Linked DNA regions of Homo sapiens: region 1 is linked to region 2. Evidence: chromatin loops called from intact Hi-C (ENCODE). Cell type or tissue: pancreas. All regions are shown on one strand. Links, peaks and the distances in the headings refer to the core of each region. The heading gives the core; the rest is flanking DNA. Region 1 overlaps KIF5A (kinesin family member 5A). Region 2 holds the start of LOC101927583 (a long non-coding RNA gene).

Region 1 (7,771 bases), core at 4,794-7,293, 47 kb after region 2:
CCCAGAGCGAAGGGTGGGTGGTCAGGCATTTAAAAGTTATATAATTTTCTAGGCAGTAAAACCTGCCATCTCCACTGCAGCCCAGAACTCTTGTGAGAGCGCCTTGTCCTGTCTCCATCTGGTTTCCCCCACATCTCCCAGCATGTGCCAGATCAATAGCCCCAGGGCGGCCATGGGGATGAGGGACCCGCTTCCCCAGAGAGGGCTTTGTGGGCATGCAAAGGGTGGGGCAGCAAGGGCACAGTAGCAGTTTGGTGGCTGTGGCATTGAGGAGAATCTGTGCATGGCAGGTGCAGTGCAGAGCAGGAGCAGAAGCTGGAATTCAGGAGCCCCTGACATACACATATAGACAGGCAGAGCCCGCCCCGTAGGAAGGAAAGAAAATGTTTGAGGTCTCACAAACATTTGCACTCATTACCTTCACATTCAAGGACTTCCTGGGTTATCCCTCCCCCAGTGAAATTAAGCTAGAGCATGGGAGCAACCACCCTGCAGCCCGAAAAGACTTCCTGATCTTTTTACAGGTTCCACACAATGACTGGGGGCACTATAGGTTGCAAAAGGAGCAGGGCCTTGGAAGACAGCGGGTAAATCAGCATAGCGGGGAACACTGGGGGCTCAAGGGGACAAGCTAGAAACCCTTCCATGCAGTTTCCATTTGGACAATTTATGGAGTATAAGCAATGTTTTGCTGTGACAATACTTTAGCTTAATTGATATAGGGCTATAGTCCTGGCTGTTAAGATTCTCTTAACTGAGAAGTTTTTATCTCCTTTTCCTTTTTACTCTTGTGTCTGCTGAGGTAGGAAATTGTAGTGAGTCCTCTATTTATCCTATAGGTGAGTCATTTTTGTTTTTTTGGGACTTTGAACAGAGGCAGAGGCTTCAGTGACGATAAAGGAAACAGTGTGTGGTTGTGTTTTTTCATGGAAATTTTTCTGGGGCTTGCTCCATAGAGCAGGGCTTTCCCATAGGCAGAGAGGCCCAGAGTAGCACACACATGTGTGTGTGTGTTCTAAGCAACATAATATGGATTTGGACAGAGAGGGAAAGTGAATGCGGGAATGAAAATCGAATGGCAGAATTGATTTCAAATGTTTCCTATCTGCCTTTCAACTTTTCTATAATTTTGTTACTCAGTTTCATAATAAAGGAAATAAAATCGTAGCAAAGCCCTCTGCAGGCCTAAATAAGATAAATAAACTCTGTACATTATCACTGGGCACAGGTTTAGGATTCATTAAGAAAAAAAAAAGTACTGAATATTTACTATATAAGCTGGGCATTATACTGGGAGGAAAAGAAGTTTAAGTGCTAGGCTAGTGAGAATGTAAGTTTAAATGGAATCTTAAGGTAGATTTGAAAGGAAAGGAATGAAGTATAGGTTAGGGTTTATTTTATGAATTAGTTAAAAGGACCAGTTGACAGCCTGCCGAGCCTGTCTTCAAGGCTCAGATATTTAGTGCTAGTGAGAGTGCCCCTACCCAGCATGCACCAAACATTTCCTGTCCTGACTCCTTTGGACTGCCCTTCTGCATCCCCAGCCCATACCTTTGAAACCCAGTCATCCACCTAAAGAACCGCAACAGCAAGGAGGGGGACAGAGAGGCAGCAACTTAATACACAGGAGTTTTGACTGGGGCCCCAACCAGGGGCTGGTTGGGCCATCTTAGGGACATCATTTTTTTTTAATTGAAACAGGGTCTCACTCTGTCACCTAGGCTGGAGTGCAGTGGCATGATCACAGCTCACTGCAGCCTCTACTTCCTGCGCTCAAGCAATTGCCCTACCTCAGCCTCCCAAGTAGCTGGGACTATGGGTGTGTGCCACCACATCCGGCTAATTTTTGTATTTTTTGTAGAGATGGGGTTTCGCCATGTTGCTTAGGCTGGTCTTGAACTCCTGTGCTCAAGTGATCCGCCCGCCTCGGCTTCCTGAAGCGCTGGGACTACAGGCATGCACCACTGTGCCTAGCCAGGGACATCATTTAATGTCCCTGCATGCCTGCCACAGACCTAGACAGATGGAGTTCTCTCCACGAAAGAAGCCCAACTCCCTTGCTTCTTCTCATCTCCCTGCCTTCCATCTCTGGGTAACGTCTGACCAGTCTCCCTCCTGTATAGTTACAGCCCATGCCTCTGTTAGTTTCAACCTCTCCCTCCAAGGTAGGCCTGGGGAATTCCACTTTGAGCAGAGGTGGGTTAGAAACTTTGAGAAGGGAATACAGGCATGAAACAAAGAACAAGGTACAAGTGGACCAAATATGGTATAAAGAAGGGATTAGTAGGGAAAGTAAAAGCGAACAGTAAGGAAAACATGCAACTAGATTTTCCTGAATCCAAGGGGCCTCTGAGGATTTGGTATGCTAGCTACCCGGCCTCAAAAATTCTCTTCACTCCTTCAGCAGACTCTTACCTGTTTGTGAACCTTTGTAAGCTGTTCCAGGTTGTTCTCAAGAAAGGAAATCTTCTGCTTTTGGGAGTGAATCCCCCCACTGTCTTCGGGCTCCATTTCTGCACTCTGAGAACAGATAGAAGGAAAGACGTGGCTGTCCTGAGGCCAAACAGGTCCCACCAAGACCAGGCCAAGCCAGCCCCATAGGGGCAACAGGGGCAGGAGAAACCTAAGGATAGGAGGAGGATGTGGGGGCTGACAAAACCCCAAGGACAGCACTCACTTTCTTGACTCGAGTCGTGACGTCTTGAACGAACAGCTTGCGAAGGTTGTGGAGGGTCTGGAGTTCCCGGGCCTGGAAAGAATGATGAAAAATTGGGAATAGCCAGATACCAGGTCTGTCCTATTCCTCCAGAATTATAGGTACCTCCAGTCTCTATAATCAAGTGAGTCACTTATCCTTTAGGAAAAAATGTGTCTTGATTACGCTACAGAATGGCTGCAAAAGGGCAGGAGGAATAGGGTTAGGAAGAAATGAAGCCTCCCCACTCCCCAGTCCTGTGAATTTGGCACAGAAGGGAACCACTCACAACTGTCTCCTCCAGACCCTTGAGGTCCTGCTTGGACTGCTCATGTCGCTCGTACAGAAATCTGTAGCAAGAGAAATAAGGGAAATGGAAAGATCCCTCAGGACTCTCCTTCCTCCTGCCTCTTCCTCTATTACTTTTATCTCCATTTAAGTATTACTATTATTGTTATTTTGTGAAACAGGGTCTCATTCTGTTACCTAGGCTAGATAGAGTACAGTGGCACAATCAGGGCTCACTGCAGCCTCAACCTCCTGGGCTCAAGGGATCCTTCCCACCTCAGCCTCCCAAGCATCTGGGACCACAGACGTATGCCACCATGCCCAGCTAATTTTTGTATTTTTAGTAGAGACAGGGTTTTGCCATGTTGCCCAGGCTGGTCTCGAACTACTGAGCTCAAGCAGTCCACCTGCTTTGGCCTCCCAAAGTGCTGAGATTATAGGTGTAAGCCATCGCACCCAGCCTATTATTATTTATTACACAAGTTACTCATGTTTACTGTGCAAAAATTAGAAAAGAATTTTAAAGAGAGACATAAGGTGAGTTTTTATAAAAAGCCTATGATTCTACTATTTACAGATCAAACCAACATTAACCTTCTGGTGTCCACCTTTCTAGACTTTTTTCTATGCCTACATATCCATGTATACATTTTTATGGGATCATACCATGCATATGGTTTTGTAACCTGTTTTTACACTGAATAGAACACGTAAACCTCCTTCCATACTGGTGAATACTCAACGGCAGTCTTTGCTGAGAGTGTCCTTTTGGTCCCGTCCCTACCCCATCATATTTTTCCCATGAGTCACCCTATCATGTCTGCATGTGTGTCCTGCCTCTGCAAGCGTGTCTGAGTTCACAGTTCTGAGCCTACAAGGCTGTAGTTTTACAGGTAAATCCATGCCACTCACGTCAGCTCCTGCAGCTTGGTGCTCTTCTCGTGTTCTTCGCTCTTCAGCTTCTCGTAGTCAGCCTGAAGCTTCTCTAGCTCTAACTGGAGCTTCTGATTTAGGCTACAGAGCATCAGAAGGTAATGGAGATGGGGGAGAAAGATGTTAATGAGGGGGAAGGGAAGGCCAGCTCTTCAAACTTCTTCCTTTTTGAACGAGTGAGTCCAGTTAGAATTGATGTGTCCACCTTCAGATACCAGAGGCAGACTCAGGCCACTGTTTCCATGACAGAGCCAGGAACCCTGACCTCTCTAATCCTGGGACCCTCAAGGATAGGGACTAGTCGTTATTCCATGTGTCTCCTGAGGTGGGGCTACGAAGTTGTGGCATTGTTGAGGGAATGACACATGGATGTTAAAGAATCAGACCCAGAGGGGACATGTGAGTCAATACAGCAAGGTGACAGGACCCGGGAGGGGCTGGAGTCGCCCTTGGGAACCCTTACTCTTTGAGCTCATCAATGGTCTTCTGCTTCTCGTTGATCTCGTCCCGGAGCCGGGCCAGCTGCCGGTGATGGGCCTCCCGGTGACTCTCCATCTGCAGCTCCAGAGCCTTCTGCAAACAACCCCACCCCAAGCTCAAAGGCCAGACTCCCAGCAACAAGCTCTGTGAGGGCCAGCACAGCTTTCACCACACCAGGCCCCAATTGTCCCTGACACCTTCCTTACTCACCTTCACTTCATCTGCATCCTGAGTGTCAGGCTCCTTGTCCTTCAGGGCCACTTCATGCACAGTTTCTAAGGGAAAGAGGGGAAGACAGCTGACATCAAACCTACCTCTTTCGGAAAGAACTTCACGTTGTGACCAGAACTCCAGGCAGGGCTGGGAATGGACCCACAGGGATGTTCTTCTGTGTTAGGACTGTCCAATTTGATATAGCAGGAACAGAGAACAAGGGTGTATGGTTAATGTAAAATGAGCTACATGCAAAACCTTGGCTAACATATGAGTTGGCATCCATGATTTCAAGCTAATGCTTTGAGTGAGTGATTATTGGGGTGATTTATTTTGATGTTTCTGACTTTTCTGCCCTGGACAGTGGGATGGAGGTATAAGAAGGCCTCACCCTGGGCCTGGAGCTTGGCCAGCTCATCGCTCAAGGAGTCATAGGACTCTTCCAGGTGCCGCTTCTTTAGCTCCACGCTCTGCATGTATTCCGTAAGCGAGCGGATCTTGGCCTCATGCTGGTGGGAGAAAGTTGGTGAGAGGAAGAAGATGGAGCAAAGGACACAAACCCAGGCCACACAGATCTCCAACTCCAGCTCTCCTCCCAGCCCTCCCTCCTGCTACACTTCCCATGAGGGTGCAGGGTTGGGGGCCATTCCTATGGGGCTCTTCCTTTAGCTCCCATGGCTCAGGGGGCAGTACCCGCCCTGAGCCTTTACTTTTTTGGCCCTGATCTGCACCCCTGCCACCCCAGCTTTTCTGTCCTTGATTTCACTTGACCCCAGAACTTTGACATAAAGGTGGGTGTTAGGAGTTTTAGCCATAACCCCAGAGTAGCCTTCTTTCTCCCATGGCATCTGAAGGTTCTCAAACTTAGGCACTCACCTGAGAGATGAGGAGCTGGCAGGATGAGAGCTCCCGCCCGGTCACTTCCATCTTGCGGTGACACTCCACCTGGAGGTTCTCCAGCTGCCGGCACCGCTTGACCACAGACTTGACTTCTGATTTGATTTTGCTGATGTAGAGTCGGGCCACAGTGAACTCCTCCTCGATGGCCCCACTGATCTCCACTGGCTAAGGTGATTAAAGGAGGAAGAGATGCTTCTTGGCTGCTGGGAAGCTTTATCTGTTCCCTCCCACCTTCTACCTACCCATACACACCCACATACGCAGGGACTCAAATGGGATGGGTATTTTCCAAACGACCTTTAGCAGCTCTCTATCAGCGGCATTTCACATTAAATTCCTCCGCCTGCATTTAAAAATCCAATTCTGGCTGGGCGCAGTAGCTCATGCCTTGTAATCTCAGCACTTTGGGAGGTCAAGGTGGGTGGATCACCTGAGGTCAGGAGTTCGAGACCAGCCTGACCAACATGGTGGTGAAACCCTGTCTCTACTAAAAATACAAAATTAGCCAAGCATCATGGCACATGCCTGTAATCCCAGCTACTCAAGAGGCTGAGGCAGGAAATTGCTTGAACCCAGGAGGCGGAGGTTGCAGTGAACCGAGATCACACCACTGGACTCCAGCCTGGGCGACAGAGTGAGACTCCATCTCAAAAAAAAAAAAAAAAAATCCAATTCTGGGCCGGGCTCGGTGGCTCACGCCTGTAATCCCAACACTTTGGGAGGCCGAGGTGGGTGGACTACGAGGTCAGGAGTTCGAGACCAGCCTGGCCAATATGGTGAAACCCTCTCTCTACTAAAAACATAAAAAATTAGCCAGGAGAGGTGGTGTGTGCCTGTAGTCCCAGCTACTCGGGAGGCTGAAGCAGAAGAATTGCTTGAACCTGGGAGGCGGAGGTTGCAGTGAGCTGAGATCACACCACTGCACTCCAGCCTGGGCAACAGAGCAAGACTCCATCTCAAAAAAAAAAAAAAATCCAATTCTGACAGTCCCCCACTTACAAATAAATCTTATAAAGCAACATGATTTTCTTTTGATCTCCTTGATCACCCAGATTATTCTCACATCCACAGATTTGCATATTTCATTCTGAACTCTGTGCCTATGCCCCACCTCTAACTCCTACTGCAAGCACTGCTCTGTTGCTGCTGCTTTTTTTTTTTTTTTTTGAGACAGAGTCTCCCTCTGTCACCCAGGCTGGAGTGCAGTGCCGCATCTCTGCTCACTGCAAGCTCCGCCTCCCAGGTTCACGCCATTCTCCTGCCTCAGCCTCCTGAGTAGCTGGGACTACAGGCGCCCGCCACCATGCCTGGCTAATTTTTTGTATTTTTTTAGTAGAGACAGGGTTTCACTGTGTTAGCCAGGATGGTCTCAATCTCCTGACCTCGCCTCGGCCTCCCAAATTTTTTTTTTTTTTTTTTTGAGACGGAGTTTCACTCTTGTTGCCCAGGCTGGAGTGCAATGGTGCAATCTCGGCTCACTGCAACCTCCGCCTCCAGGTTCAAGCGATTCCCCTGCCTCAGCCACGTGAGTAGCTGGGATTACAGGCATGAGCCACCACACCCGGCTAATTTTATATTTTTAGTAGACACGGAGTTTCTCCATGTTGAACAGGCTGGTCTCGAACTCCTGACCTCAGGTGATCCACCCGCCTCGTCCTCCCAAAGTGCTGGGATTACAGGCGTGAGCCACCATGTACAGCCTCTTTTTTTTTTTTTTTAAGACAAGGTCTGGCTCTGTCACCCAGGCTGGATTGCAGTAGCTCAATCATGTCTCACTGCAGCCTCAACCTCCCATACTCAGGTGATTCTCCCACCTCAGCCTGTCAAGTAGCTGGTACTATAGGTGTGTGCCACCACCCCCAGCTAATCGTTTGTATTTTTTGTAGAGATAGGGTTTCACTATGTCACCCAGGCTGGTCGTGAACTCCTGGGCTCAAGCGATCCGCCTGTCTCAGCCTCCCAAAATGTTGGGATTACAGGCATGAACCACCATGCCTGGCCTCCATTGCTTCTTTATTCAGCACCCGTTAGAATTTAGTTTTGTTTTGTTTTGTTTTTAAGGCAGAGTCTCACTCTATAACCCAGGCTAGAGTGCAGTGGTGTGATCTCAGTTCACTGCAACCTCTACCTCCCAGGTTGAAGCGATTCTCCTGCCTCAGTCTCCTGAGTAGCTGGAATTACAGGTGCACATCACCACGCCTGGCTAATTTTTGTATTTTTAGTAGAGACAGGGTTTCGCCATGTTGGCGAGGTCAGGTCTCG
Region 2 (5,707 bases), core at 18-2,517:
TATTCCTTTTAAAAGACAATGTCATTGTGTGAAAAAAATAAGAATTTTATCTCTTAAGTTTATTTTATAGTTTTGTGTTTTTATTTTGAACCACACCTGGGGCACCATAAACTTTTTCAGCGCTTAGAGCCTACAAAGGTCTTACTGGAACATTGTTATCTTCCATCTCTCCTATCTATAATTCCATCCCCTCAGTCACCCTTTCTCACAGATCCCCAGTCTTCTCTATATAGGTGCCACCTGGGATTCTAGCCATCTTCCACCTGTTTCTCCACCACCGCCACCTTGCCTGGATGGCCCATCCTTTCTCCTCATCCAAGGATGCCCTCTTACCTGTGTTTTCCCACCAGCATCCACCAGTAGATTGGTGGTGGCCAGCGTAGCCGAGTTGGGAAAGCAAGAGAAGAGGGAGGAGATGAGGTTGGAGGCACCATGTGCCAGGAACTCCTGGAGGGATACAGTGAGATGAAGTGGGAGAGACAAAGGCATGGTGGGAAGTCAAATGAGAGGGTTGGGGTCCACAGTCAGAGTCCCACCTGGTTGGAGTCAATAGTGTAGCTATACTTGTCTGCATGGATGGAGGCCAGGGAGGCAGACACCGCAAAACTAACCAGTGCAATGGGCAGCGAGTCAGCCAGAATCCTGGGCAGCTCAGCCAGGTTGGGGAGGAGGGGTTGGGGAAATCTGGAGAGGGAGGGATCCATGGTGAGGAGGGGTTAGGTGCTTCAGTGAGATAAGGAAGGCAGAGAAAATGGGGGGTGGAGATAAGAGGGAGTGTTGGGTGGGAGAGGTGGGAGAAGAGAAAGCTGGCATCTTTTCATTCTCTTACCCTCCAGGCAACAGCCCCACTATCTGGACTTGGTATCTTGTGTCCACAGAAGAGGTGAAGCAGAGCACGGAGGCCAGAAGCACCTGAAAAAGAGAGCAAAATGAAGGCATGGGAAGAGATGGGGTCCCTGGCAGAAGCTAGAAGGGGCTGACCATGAGAGAGGACCATAATGCAGGCCTAGCTGGCTGCAGGAGCCCAGCACCTGGGGGAGCGGGGATGTGTTTGGGATGAGGGCCTGACAACTGATTTGTAGTGTAGAGCTGGGAAAGAGGGATGACATATGCCTGAGGCCACAGAGCCTGGAGCCGTGGAAGTAAGAGGACGCTTCTGTGAAGGATGGTGGATATGAAGAGATGCCACTGAGCCTTCCAAAGAGGGAAGCTGGACGATATCTAGTGATATACTGGCATCTGTGGAGACGCGGAACGTTTATTTAGTTGGGGAGAGAGAGAAATGTCGGTGGAGGGTGGAGAGGGAGATGCACTGTGAATTACAGGGAAGGACCCTGGTGAGGACAGATGTCAGAGAAGGTGCTGTGACCAGCAAGACCTCAAGGGAGCGCTGTAGGATGGCAGAGGAAACTCCAAGAGGTCTAGGGGGTGCTCCGTGAGAGACGTGGGACAGTGTCGAGGGGGGCTGTGGAAGGTCAAAGCGTCCTTCTGCAGGAGGCCAAGGAAAGTGTGAGCCGGCCCTCTGTTCCGTGGCCTCTCTGCACTCCACCAGGGGGCGGCAGCGGCCAGTTCCCACAGGACCGCAGGGTCTGCGCGGGCAGGGGGCCGGCGCGCACGGCCATCCTCACCAAGACGACTTCCCCCGGGATCGGCGTGGGTAGCCGGTCTCGGAATCTCACGTTCAATTCCTTGACCGGCACGAGCAGCGCCAGGCTGAGCGCGGAGATGGTCAGTTCGGCCGGACTGCTCCGAGGCAGCGCAGTCAGCAAGGAGGCCAGCGTCTGAGGGCAGGGGCGATGAGCAGAGGGCCCCGTGCCAGGGCTCATGCGCCCCGGCGCGGGACCCCCAGAGCGAGGCCCTCTCTACCCAGTGCCACCAGGGCTTACACCTCCTCAGCGCCCTCGTTCAGCCACGTGGCTCCAACCTCCTTTCCTGCTCCCTTGTCACATACTACCCCTCCACCCTCCGTCCTTCCTCCCTTTTCGAGTTTCCCTATTCACGGGACCTCTAGAAGCCCCTTCTCCTTTCTTCTTCCACCCCCACCTTGAAGAGAGAGAAGCAGCCGATCTGGCGCGGGAGGGACAACCCCAAGAGGCTCGGCAGCTGGGACAAGAGCACGTGCAGCGCGGCCCCGCTGGTCAGCGCCTTGACCACAGGCTCGGACAAAAAGGTGGACAAGACGCCGAGCTGCAGCACGAACATCCCCAGCTGTGGGGGAGAAGACGCGCTGTCACCATCTAGAGGAGGAGCAAACCAACCCCGCGCACCTCCGCCCTCCCGAACCCAAGCCGAAAGCTGGTCCCTCCCTCTTCCCCGGCCCAATTTCCCTGGCCCCTCAGCAGGGATCCCCCCGGGTTCCTCCCCGGGTCCTCCCTCACCATCAACGCCCCGCTCCCGAAGGCCACGGCCGCGGCTACCCCAACCCGTTGAGCGTCCAGCTGCTCCTTCTCGATTCCGCTCAGATTCCCCACGAGGGGTTCCGGCACCAGCCGCTCGACGGCCGAGCCTGTCATGAGGCTGAGTATGGCGAAAGTTCCTGCCGCCGGGGGACAAATGCAGACATCACCAGCTGTGCAGCCCTGGGCAGGGCAGCAGCTCAGGGTCCATGCCTTGGGTCCGAGATCCTGCTGCCAGACTCGGCTCTCCAAGAAGGCTGCTGCCCCGTCAAGACTGTGGGGCGCGAAGAGCTGCGCTAGCCGGCAAAAACTGCTCCCTCCTGCAGATTCTCTGCCTACTGCGTGCCCCTTTGGGGGACCATGCACCTATTCTTCCCCTTCCAAGTCCCTGAGATGTTCATTTTAACCAAATTTCATAGGGGAAAAAAGTTCAGGTAAACTCCCACCTCTTTGCACCCACTCTAGCAAGCATTGCCTAGGTCAGTTTCCTGGCAGGGTTGGGCAAGGAGGGAGGTGAAGGTAGGAGAGGTGAAGAGGGAAATTAGGAAGAAGGGAAATAACAGCCCCTGTCCATTTTCATCCCATAGGGAAGAAGAGTCATTGGAAGTCCCTGGTCACTCACCTGTGGACAGGTGTCTCCCAGTACCTAGCAAGCTGTAGATGAGGACGGGGAAGAAAGAAGTGTAGAGTCCAAACACCGGGGGCACGGAGGCCAGGAGAGCAAAAGCCATGCCTGGGATAGAAGTGGATGGAAAGGTGTGCTGTGGGGAGGGGGCCTTGTCCAACCTCCAGGACTTAAATGCACTTCCCAGACTCTTAGGAGCTGACATCAAGGATGCTAAATCAAGCCTCATCAGGGAACTGAGGGGTTAATGGGCCTCAGTGAGAGGTCATGGAGCAGACAAGGTCAGGGACGCTGTGGCCAAGTCCTGGGGGCCAGGCGTTGTGCCTCTCTCCGGTTCTCTGAGCCAGAACCTGTCTAAGGCTTCTCGCAGGATTGCGCAGATGAGGGGAGGTGGGGATGGGGATCTGATGGAGCTCCACAGTCCTTACCTCAAACTTGGCCTCAGATCCCTCTCTCCCACCCTCGACGGTAGGAACCCACCATCTGCTCCCGGATTCCCAGCTCCCTAAGCCTCCTCCCGGAAGCCCTCTAGAGCTTGTGCTCCCGACAGGCTGCTGTTAGGGCCTCTCACCCTGGGGCACGTGCACGATGCCCACGGTCACTCCGGCCACCGCATCTCCGAGCAGCCAGGCCCGCCAGCGGTAATGGGGCAGCCAGTGCAGCGCGGGCAGCCGAGCCAGCAGCAGGCGCCACGCCCCTGTCCCGGAACAAGCGCGAGCCCGCAGCCTCCACAGCCCGAAGAGCCGGGGAAAGCCGCGCTCTTCAGGTAGCTCCGGTTCCTGCTCTTCGCCCCTGAAGAGCTGATGGAACCGAGCCTCGGTGAGAGCTTCCCTGAGCCTGGTCGCCAAGGGGTACTTAAGGTCAGAGGTGTCCCCCGCGCCTGGGTAGGTCCTGGTGCCCTGAATCCCGCTCATTCTGCCCTTGGCCACCTCCAACTCCGCCCGGTCTTAAATACTCCTCCGCCCGCTAAGCCCTGAGTCCCGCCTCCCACGAAGCAGGGTCCAATCCGGCCCTGAGGTCACCCTCGCTTGAGGACCTTCTCGGGTCTGGCGAGAGCCGCGGCTTGGAGAGGGAGAGTCTCTATGTTAGGCGTTTCTGCAGACATCCTTGGCCGGATCTGATCGCTGGCTCTGGGGTGGCTGTGGAAATGTGTAGATATTAGAGAGAGAGAATCCGAAAGGCAAGCGCACCCCGACACTCAACACCCGCTATTTACCCTTCCTTAGACTTTTCACTTAACTCCCGGTTCCTTTCCCCATCGGCACCTTGGGCGGAGAGAGAGGCTGGTTCCTCTTGGGTCACTGGTCCTTCCCTGAGCCACTACATTCTCCCAGCCAGAGCAAAAAAGTTCAGCGCCCATCCTGAACCTCACCCAGACCCACATCTTCATGGGGCACAGCTGGTTCCAAAAAGCAGTTTCATGTCCTACTGACATGGAATGCAGCCACATGTATTGGAGAGGGATAATGACAGAACCAGCACCCACACCTCTGTGAGGAGTGGCTGGGCCTAGTTCAGGGCCTCAGGGGAAATACTGAACCCACAGGATATTTTTTTCTTAGGAACCAAAAAAACTGAAGCACCATTTATCACATTCAAATGCTTTTCACAGGCCAGGTGAAATGGCTTACGCCTGTAATCCCAGCACTTTGAGGCCGAGGCAGGTGGATCACCTGAGGTCAGGAGTTTGAGACCAGCCTGACCAACATGGTGAAACCCTGTCTTTACTAAAATATACAAAAATTAGCTGGTTATGGTGGCAGGTGCCTGTAATTCCAGCTACTCAGGAGGCTGAAGCAGGATAATCGCTTGAACCCAGGAGGTGGAGGTTGCAGTAAGCCGAGATGGAGCCACTGCATTCAAGCCTGGGCGACAGAGCAAGACTCCATCTCAAAAAGAACAAAAAACAAACAAACAAAAAACAAATGCTGTTCACAAAGTAGGCATTCAAAAGCACATATGTGGTCAAACTAAGTTCAAAGGGGTCAGCCACCCCGCTCATGTGTCCCTATGGTTCCTAAAGAAATATAAAGGTTCTAACTCCAGAATCCTGCTGTTTGCCATGATCCTCCACCCCCATTCACAAGAATCTTCGGCACCCCTCCCCATGATCCTCTGGTCCCCCAGTCCACGACCCCAAAGCCCGGGGGGTGGGGTGCAGTGAGGGTGGGTCTCCCTTCTTCAGTTCCTCCTATTGTTCCGCAGAAGTCTTATCTGGGCGCTACATCCTGTACCCCCCTTAGGAATCCCTCCCTATTATCGGCTAAAGGGACCTCGGGCCCACAGGGAGGCTCCAGGTCTCCTCCTCACCCTCCCACCCCAGCAGTCTATTGTCTGTTGAGGAAGCCCAAGTGCACGTGACTGAGCCCAAGGGACGAATGGATACAGTGGACTCGGAGATGCATTAAGGACCCAGGACAGGGCATCTGGACATGGCTGTGTGAATGTTTGGCTCGCTCTGTTCCAGCGGCTCTCCCAGAAGTTGGGAGGGGTGAAGATCCCCTTGGGCTGTCCGCTCTTGGGTCCATGGCTTGAAGAAGAATCCCCTTCTGCTCACTATGAACATGGCTTATGACCTCGCAGAGAGCAAAGATAAGGAGACCCAGAGCCAGGAAAAGGTCTCAGCCCCCAGGATCCTCTCCACCTTCCCATCCTCCCTCAGCTGAACATGGTAGCCTCAGAAGGA

What was found. Hi-C counts contacts between places; a loop is a spot of excess contacts. Peaks named below come from ENCODE experiments on the same cell type or tissue, not always from the same donor. Only the 100,000 strongest peaks of a DNase experiment are listed, where the experiment ranks them.
Region 1: it touches region 2 in a loop (2.2-fold over the local background); 109 of 110 quality-filtered maps call a loop at or near these places.

Annotation. Positions count from the first base shown.
Region 1 is chr12:57,572,987-57,580,757 of GRCh38, reverse strand. KIF5A (kinesin family member 5A) reads right to left here. Exons shown (of 29, transcript NM_004984.4): 16 at 5,486-5,674; 17 at 5,001-5,118; 18 at 4,607-4,671; 19 at 4,380-4,489; 20 at 3,896-3,997; 21 at 2,985-3,045; 22 at 2,678-2,749; 23 at 2,416-2,520. Among named protein-coding and RNA genes, the nearest start is that of PIP4K2C, 14 kb to the left of the region's middle. In pancreas, for the core only: no CTCF peak of the experiment used is centred there; no DNase peak of the experiment used is centred there.
Region 2 is chr12:57,617,764-57,623,470 of GRCh38, reverse strand. B4GALNT1 (beta-1,4-N-acetyl-galactosaminyltransferase 1) reads left to right here. Exons shown (of 11, transcript NM_001478.5): 11 at 1-62. LOC101927583 (a long non-coding RNA gene) reads left to right here and starts at 1,568. Exons shown (of 4, transcript NR_120450.1): 1 at 1,568-2,830; 2 at 2,984-3,840; 3 at 4,634-4,731; 4 at 4,841-5,066. It also overlaps the pseudogene SLC26A10P. RefSeq lists enhancers at 2,190-3,009, 3,147-3,713. In pancreas, for the core only: a CTCF peak has its summit at 1,550 (motif pointing right); DNase peaks (open chromatin) are centred at 1,620, 2,170 and 2,430; H3K4me3 peaks cover 459 bases; H3K27me3 peaks cover 1,189 bases.